Regions from separate parts of the Homo sapiens genome. Here region 2 is linked to region 1. A link is an interaction called in ENCODE POLR2A ChIA-PET data of the cell type or tissue named here. Cell type or tissue: PC-9. All regions are shown on one strand. Each heading gives the region's core, and the rest is flanking DNA. Links, peaks and the distances in the headings are about the cores only. Region 1 overlaps FGD6 (FYVE, RhoGEF and PH domain containing 6). Region 2 has its middle 20 kb from the start of TMCC3.

The links. Peaks named below come from ENCODE experiments on the same cell type or tissue, not always from the same donor. Only the 100,000 strongest peaks of a DNase experiment are listed, where the experiment ranks them.
Region 2: POLR2A ChIA-PET joins it to region 1 with 6 read pairs; 3 of 35 experiments call an interaction of 5 or more read pairs at or near these places.

What each region holds. Positions count from the first base shown.
Region 1 is chr12:95,202,737-95,207,133 of GRCh38, reverse strand. All of the region lies in intron 2 of FGD6 (FYVE, RhoGEF and PH domain containing 6), which reads left to right. Among named protein-coding and RNA genes, the nearest start is that of FGD6, 13 kb to the left of the region's middle. In PC-9, for the core only: no CTCF peak of the experiment used is centred there; DNase peaks (open chromatin) are centred at 1,353, 2,533 and 2,893; H3K4me3 peaks cover 3,095 bases; H3K27ac peaks cover 4,000 bases.
Region 2 is chr12:94,668,014-94,672,410 of GRCh38, reverse strand. No RefSeq gene overlaps it. Among named protein-coding and RNA genes, the nearest start is that of TMCC3, 20 kb to the right of the region's middle. In PC-9, for the core only: no CTCF peak of the experiment used is centred there; a DNase peak (open chromatin) is centred at 2,120.

The sequences.
Region 1 (4,397 bases), core at 202-4,201:
AAACCGCCCCCGTGATTAAATTACCTCCCACCGGGTCCCTCCCACGACATGTAGGGATTATGGGGACTACAATTCAAGGTGAAATTTGGGTGGGGGCACAGCCAAAGCATATCTTGGGGGCTCCAAAAAAAAAAAAAAGCATTGTTGGGTGAATTGAATAAATAAAATTGTCGAGCAAGTCAGCGTACCAAGTAAAGTAAATTATTTTAAGTTCCTTTAACTGTCAGGTATTCTCATAGCATTTCTCTTTACTCGTAGTCAGTCTTTCCTGCCCTTCCTCCTTTTGCCTAAAAATGGCTACTTTCCTCCCTTGTCTAATTTTTCTCACAGCCAGCTGCATTCTGTTTTCATATTTCTGCTTCCTGAATATTAGTACCTAGGCAAAAAGCTCCTTCCTTGGCATAAGTACTTCTTTTTCTTTTTTTTTTTTTTTTTCTTTGGAGACAGGGTCCCCTCTCTGTCTCCCAGGGTGGAGTACAGTTGTATAGTCAAGGCTTACCGCAGCCTGTAACTCCTGGGCTCAAGTGATCCCCACCCACCTTCAGCCTCCCAAGTAGCTGGGACCACAGGGGCATACCACCACACCCAGCTGATTTTTATTTTTTATTTTTTGTAGAGATAGGGTCTCCCTGTATTGCCTAGGCTGGTCTCAAATTCCTGTGCTCAAGTGATCCTCCCATCTCAGCCTCCCAAAGTGCTGGGATTACAGGCATGAGCCACCACTACCGGTTCTTGGCATAAATATTTCAAATTGTCTGTTTTCAGGATTGCTCTTCTCTGCAGAACCATTTTATTGGTACTATCCTTTTTTTTTTTAAACATGCTTTTGCATATTTTTTTGTGTGTAATAAGTTTGGTTGGCTTCTTCACAATGTACTACTATCCTTGCCTAAGATAAATTTTTTTTTTAATCACTTTATTTGTGAATGAGTACAATTTTTTCTTGAAATTGGAGGTTTGGCCATTGGGGTGTGTTTTCTGTTGGCCATCAGGCTTAAACCCTAAGGGCTTACCATTATCTCTGCCAATCCTGGAGCTTGTTTTTTATCTGTTATGCTGCTTAGTTTGTTAGGGCCTGCTACTCGACTGGGTGGAAGCTGGTGAGAAGGGGTTAATGGACGCAGCCAGCCAGTGGCATAAGGAGAGTTCTTTCTGGAGGCCACAGGAAACCAGGGCGGCTTTGGACAGGTTATAGGCTGTCAAGTAGGGCAGCCTGGTAAAAGCTGGGTGAGCTTTGCTTTTGAATTTCGCTTTCCAAGGAGACTTTTGTTTAGGCCTGCAGCAGGGAGCCTGCAACAGGCTTGAGACTACTAAAATGTGCCAGAGGAATCAAAAGCCCTGAGTCATAGGGTCAGAATCACAGTATTGCCTGGGAGGTTGTTCCTCTTGTAAACAACATTGAATAGAGGAGAAAAGAAATTCAAGTCTTCCTGAGGAGGACACCTTGACACCCTGAGATCAAATAAATGAACAGTGAGGCATACATTTCAGGTGAGCTCAAAGGGTCCTGTTTGGTAATCTCGCTGTTGAAAATACAGACCTGTGCCTTAGAATACTTAATTCAAAATCCAGTACACTGACTGGGGTTCTAAAATGATAAGAAAAAGTGAAAATGAACTCTGTTTAAGATTTTTCTGCTGGGGTCATCACAAGGGTGTCTTAGTTTCTCAACCTTCAGGGAAGAAAGTCTGGGTCAGGGCTCTAATTCACTGAATCATGTATTTTACAGAGTCTACACATGTGACCAACCAAATTCTGGTTAGTAAACAGACTTTTGACAAGCTTGGGTGTAGCCCATATGGTCTTATTCTTTAGAATATAGATGTTTCATAAATCCATTGCTTACCATTTACTTTTTTTTTTTTTGAGACAGAGTCATGCTGTGTTGCCCAGGCTGGAGTACAGTGGCACCATCACTGCTCACTGTAGCCTTGACCTCCTGGGGTTAAGTGATCCTCCCATCTCAGCCTCCCAGGTAGCTGGTACCACAGGCATGTGCCACCACACCCATCTAATTTTTGTATTTTTTGTAGAGATGGGGTTTCACCTTGTTGCCCAGGCTAGTCTCGAACTCCTGGTCTCAAGACATCCTCCTGCCTTAGCCTCCCAAAGTGCTGGAATTATAGGCGTCAGCCACCATGCCTAGCCTACATTTACAAATTTATAACAACATGTTTACAATTTATCAGAAAGTAGTTGTAGGCAGTCCCCAATTCCTAAAAGGATTGTGTTCTAAAAGTTCATGGTAATTTGGAACTCAGAGTGTATTTCCCAAAGAAACAGCTTTGAAATGGTGGTGAAGTCCTCAGTTTAGTCCGCAGGTTATATTAACCATTACTGCCCTGTCTTCCCCTCCACTCCTCTCCCTACCCCAGCCCAAGGGAGGTGAATTATCTCTGACTGTGTATGTGTGTGTGTGTGTGCGCGTGCATGCACGTGTGTCCCTGTGATGCAAGCTGGGGCTGAGGCGGTAGCCAGGGTGGGGTTAAGCACCTGGGATCTCAGAGGAGCAAATCTACAAGGCCTGGGGCCCCAGGGTTTGTGGGAAGGATGAGATGACTAAGGAAGAATGAGGAAACTGGGGGCTGGGTGAGCTGTGTGGAAGACTGAAAGTCGTCAGGAGTGATAAGGGGGAAGGGTAGGGTAGTGGCTGGGAATTAGTAGGCAGTGAGTTTCTCTACCTCCTTTTCTTCTTATTCCAATCCCTTCTCTCTTTCCCTCCCCGTTCTCCTTTGCTAACTGCATCATTCGGCTAATTGAGTTTCTGATGCCTGGCAGAGTGAGTAGAAGAAACCAGAGGAGGAGACTGGATGAGGGTGTAAGGAGTGGCACTGAGAAACCCCAGAGGAGAAAGGACGAACAGCCAAACCTGAAGATGAAGGAGACTGGAAGGGAAGTTCCCATGGCTGGAGAAACCATAGCTTTAGGTGTTCCAGATAGGTCATCATTTAGTCACCGCTCCGGGTTCTCAGAGGCAGTTTTGTTGGTAGTGCAACTGTGAGCCACTCTGGATTATTCTGACATTTTGGGAGTATAGTTATGAGACCTCTTCCTTGAAATGTTTCAGATATAATAAACATAAAATAGCCAGCAGGCAAAGGATCTTTCTATCTTATTGATATTCAGGTGATGGGTACCCATTTACTACTATTTTTATTTAAGAAGTTTGATGTTCAGAGAGAAGTTCCTAAAATTTGAGCCTTTGAGCCTTTGTCTGTAACCCTTATTCAAGGGCTATAGACAAATCAGCAAAATAATAGTGTCCAAATGTTGGAATTTCCTTTTTGAAATTGAGGCAGATTTCTTGATTCTATAAAGAAAACTGTCCCTGGAAACATTCCAAGTTTTTCCTGTGTTGTTTCAATTTGTTCTTATTATAAATATTTCAAAGAAAAAGTATGATAATTGGGTTTTCCTAGGCAACTTAGCAAACCCTCGATTTATTTATTTCACAGATACTGACCATATGTCAAGCATTGTACTTTCAAAGGTGAAAAGTGATGCCTACTCCCAAGGAACTTCTGCCCATTGAGGTGACAGAAATTTATAATACATGGTTTTACTAATTAGTTGTCTTTTTCTTAGTTGTACCCTGAATAGGGTATTAAAGAAAACATCACCTACATGGCAACACTTGAACCAAGTCTTTTTTAAATGGGCGTGATTAGATCTGGTGTTTAGGAGGTTGTTTTTTAATGTTGGTGAGAGCAGTTTTAGTGGTACTGTTGGAGAAGGAGCCAGATTGCAAACTGGGACTGAGAAGAGAGGAAGTGGAATCAGAAATGTGGATTGTTGTCCCTTGAAACTTTGCCCAGAAGTGCCTGTCATTTGACAGGTTTGGATTTATCTTTTGGTCTTCAAGCACCAGAATTCAACATAAATTGAACTTCAAAATTATTTCTTTTAAATGAATCAGTATACCCTCATCTCTGATGAAAGAAAGTACTAAGTTTTTGTTTCTCCCCATTTTAAATTTGAGACTGGTCTTGAAGAGCTGCTGAATGACACTGCAAGTCCTATTATGGGATTTTCATTGTAAATCAGGAAACCTAGTCTAGAAGACCTCTCTCTTTGGTTACATTTACCACCTCATGGTATTGTTGGATTTCAATGTAAGGATTAGAGTATACATTAACAGCCTATGAACATTTCCATGTTGTCGTAGCACAGTTAAGATTATGCACAGTTAGAAGGTGGGGGTTGGGACTGATATTCAACAGCAGCCCTTTCCTGTAAGTTATTTTCAGAGACAGCTCAGGAAATGTAAAAAATCTGTATGCCTCTTTAACTTTGTGTTTCTCGTGTTAGAATTGTAGCCACACAGTTCTGGCAAATCTGTTTGTTTGCATACTTACCCTGCATTTGAAATTGCAGCAGAAGCATTGGGTTTTCTTTCT
Region 2 (4,397 bases), core at 271-4,270, 530 kb after region 1:
AAAAAAAGTTTCCTACTTAAAAATTGATACCATACTTGGATGTGTAGATGAAAATATCTACAGACCATGAACCATTCTGTTATTTATACTAAAGATAAATTCTTCTGAGAGCAAGTTAATTGGAAAATCCAGAAACCATTAACAATTTCTTGCACTCACCTTAAAAGAGCAATGAAATTCCATATCCTACAGTCTTGAAATGAGTAAATGGAAGGATGTAAATATTTATTGGAATGAGAGTGGAGCAGAGAGAAGCTCGGCTTTGTCTACTGGTGGGTGGTAACACATCTATGGATCATTGTTTGCACTAAGCATTTAATAATCCCATCTGTTGAAAATGTATAATTGGAGGTACTTTGAAATTGCTATAAGCTACCTAGAAATTGGCAAGAAAGTAATGCTGGAAAGATTCCAAACTCTGCAGCCAACCAAGAAATCCAATATAAATCAATATGTAATTATAAAACCACATCTTTGGCCACAGCTCTTTAAATATATTTATTTAGGCATGATACAGACTTTTAACACCAGAATCTGGAACTGGAGAGTCCTTTGCAAGCCTCAGGTTTGAATCTTTGGGGATACTGTTTATTTGACCTGCAAAACCCACAGACAAAGGCAGAACTTTCTGCCCCCAGCTGCTATGGTACTGTCTCCACTGATAACTCCACGTTCTCACTTGTCTCCCAAGTCCTTTAAGTTAGATTATATCTCATTTCAAAACTGAATCACTTGGTCTTATTAAAAACTTTATACTTCTTTTTCCTTCCTGGTACCTCTTTTCATACCAGAAATTCACTTGGTTGGGCCTGCCCTGGCTTCTCATTCAGAGAAGCATCTTTGCAGTACATTCCTACCTCTCAGGAGTTTGTGTGTATTTTTCACACTGAACTTCTTTCTTTAAAAATCTCCATTCACTGCCTTCCTTTGTTCCCTCATCTCCTCTGTTCCTCTCCCCACACTCTCCCTTTCTATTCATATATCACAGGCTGTGCACATATACTTTATGCAGAGAAATGGCATATTGAGAATTGTAGCTGTTCTTAAGAAAAGAAGACTGCATACTAGGAAGAGCTGTTAAAGACATTCTATGGGTCATTACCTCTTTAGTTATCTCTTTGGATGGAAATTTTTATGTAGCTCTATCTCTATGCAAAATTAAAGTAGGGGTTTAAGAAAGTACCTAATCAAAATGAGCAGATTTCAACAAAGGAAATCAGGGCTTTATTTTCCCAGGAATGTGGAGTTTCTTTGTAGGTTTCAAGATCCCTACTCTCTCATTCCCCAGCTGCTATTCCCCCTTATCTCCAGGCACAGCTGCTTCCATACATTTGCCAAGTTCATCATCGCATGAGTGGTGTCAGGGACTGAACTGTGCCCCTGTAACATTGGTATGTTGAAGCCCTAGACCCTAGTACTTCAGAATGTGACTGCATTTGGAGATAGGACCCTTAAAGAGGTAATGAAGTTAGAGCAACGCCATTAGGCTGGGTTCTGATCTATCTGATGTCCCTGTAAGAGGAGGAAACCAGCCAGGCATGGTGGCTCACGCCTCTGTAATCCACCTGGGCGGATCACCTGAGGTTAAGAGTTCCAGACCAGCCTGGGCAACATGGTGAAAACCCATCTCTACTAAAAATACAAAAATTAGCCGGGCGTGGTGGCATGAGCCTGTAATCCGAGCTACTCAGGAGGCTGAGGCACGAGAATCGCTTGAACCCGGGAGGCGGAGGTTGCAGTGAGCCAAGGTTGTGCCACTGCACTCCAGCCTGGGTCACAGAGTGAGACTCCTTCTCAAAAAACAAAACAAAACAAAACAAAACAAAAAAAACCGAAGAAGTGGAAACCTGGACACACTGAGAGACACCAGGGATGACCATGTGAGGACACAGCAAGAAGGCAGCTGTCTGCAAACCAAAGGGAGAGGCCTCAGAGAAACCAACCCTGCTGGCACCTTGGTCTTAGACTTCTAGCCTCTGGAACTGTGAGAAAATAAACTTCTGTTGTTTAAGCCCCCGAGTCTGTGGTATTTTGCTATGGCAGCCTGAGCAAAGTAATACAAATAGTTATAGCAATATCACATTTCTGTTATGAGATCGCCGCAGCATCAAACAGGAGAATCCAAGAAGGAGACCTAGAAAAACAGGTGAAACCACTTTCAAGCAGGAAATAAACTCTCTGGAGAGATGATCTAGCACGTGTGTGAAACATGTTCTAGGTGTATGACGTCTTTGGAACATTTTTTCCCCATCAAAGCCCAGTTTTGGGATTTTGACCTCCTTTGAAGTCAGGGAAAAATTTGGACCACAGGTTCAGGCATACGGAAGTGTAAGGAAACTATGTGGCATTCAGAGAGCTGTGTTCATGCTGATGTTGAATGCTAGGAATGTCTGATGCATGGGGTTACGCTGAGAATTAACCCGCTTCGATCCGGGTGAATTAAGATAAAGCCAAGCTGCGCTCGGTTAACAGCCCAGATGGAGATGAGTGGAGAGGTGCTGTTAACAGCACCAGAGCAGTCATTGTTTGGCTGGATTTTGGTTTCAGCTTTATAGAGTTAGCTTCAAAGAAGTCTTTAGAAGTACTTTGCACAGTCATGGAGTCCCTCTGTATATTTGATGGCCTCCAGCTCCATTCTAAAAGTGTGACCTTTATAAAGCCATAAGGGACTTTTGCTTGATTCAGTACTTTAAAGAAGGAAAAAAATGTGTTTTTGTACCCTGTGGTGTAGGCCTCTTCAAGATAGTTTCTTAAAAATCATTTGTTCCTTTTATTGTTCTTAATTTATTCCTATTTATTGATCAAGTAGGAACAATGGATATCAATGTATAATTTATGTATTATACAGTCCATCTAGAATTCCCAATGAATTATCAATAATAGAAAATGTGGGCTGGGCACAGTGACTCACGCCTGTAATCCCAGCACTTTGGGAGGCTGAGGCGGGCAGATCAGTTGAGATCGGGAGTTTTAGACCAGCTTGGGCAACATGGTGAAACCCCCGTCTCTACAAAAAATACAAAAATTAGCTGGGGGTGGCAGTGTGCACCTGTAATACAAAAATTAGCCGGGCATGGTGGTGGGCACCTGTAATCCCAGCTACTCAGGAGGCTGAGGCAGGAGAATCGCTTGAACCCCGGAGGTGGAGGTTGCAATGAGCAGAGATTGCTCTACTGCCCTCCAGCCTGGGCAACAGAGTGAGGCTCCGTCTCAAAAAAAGCAAAACAAGCAAAAACAGCAACAGCAAAAAAACCAAGAATGTTCTGAGATGAAACAATTGCACCTGCATTTTAAATTTTGGTTTGGTATTCAGGGATCTACTGCAGTTTCACTCTTTTCAATATGAACTACCAATTATTTCCTTTCCACATTGATTTCTGATGCCACCTCCATCCTAGATTGTGCTTTCATATGTGCATGAGCCTGTTTCTGAGCTCTCTCTTCCTGGGTCTCTGTGCCAATTCCTAATCACCTGAACTATTGCCAATAAAATGTCTGGCTACCTGGTAGGGAGAGCTCACTCTGTCTGCCCCTACTCCCCATATTTTTCCCCCAAGTTGTATTTTTTCATCCATTGAATTTTATTTTTCATTTTGTTTGCTTATTATTTTTGAGACAAGGTCTCGGTCTGTCACCCAGGCTGGAGTGCAGTGGCCCGATCTTGGCTCACTGCAACCTCCACCTCCTGGGCTCAAGCGATCCTCCCACCTCAGCCTCCCCAAGTAGCTGGGACTACAGGCGTGCAGTGCCACCATGCCCACATGCCCAGCTTTTTTTTTTTTTTTTCGTAGAGATGGATTTAGCCATGTTGCCGAGGATGGTCTGTAACTCTTGGTCTCAAGCAATCCAATAATCTTGGCCTCCCAACGGGCTGAGATTACAGGCATGAGCCACCACGCCTGGCCCCTCTTACGCTGATTTTTTTTTTTTTTTTTTTTTTTTTAATGAGGCAGGGTCTTGCTCTGTCGCCCAGGCTAGAGTGCAGTGGCATGATCTCGGCTCACTGAAAAGTAGCTGGGACTACAGGCGCGTGCCACCACACCCAGTTAACTTTTTTGTATTTTTGGTAGAGACAGGGTTTCACCATGTTGGCCAGGCTGGTCTCCAACTCCTGGCCTCAAGCGATCCACCTGCCTTGGCCTCCCAAAGTGCTGGGATTATAGGCGTGAGCCACTGTGCCTGGCCTCTTCCATCAAATTTTAAAATAAGCTTGTCAAGTTTTTGGAAAAATCCTTTTTTACTGGATTGTGTTTCATTTATTGATTGACTTTTAGGGAAAACTGACATTTGTTTGATACTGCATCTTTTCCTCCATGAGTATGACCTTAATATTAGTTTTAGGCTTGCTTTTATAGAAAAACGAATGTTTAAAAAATATTAGTACACACTGTATTTAA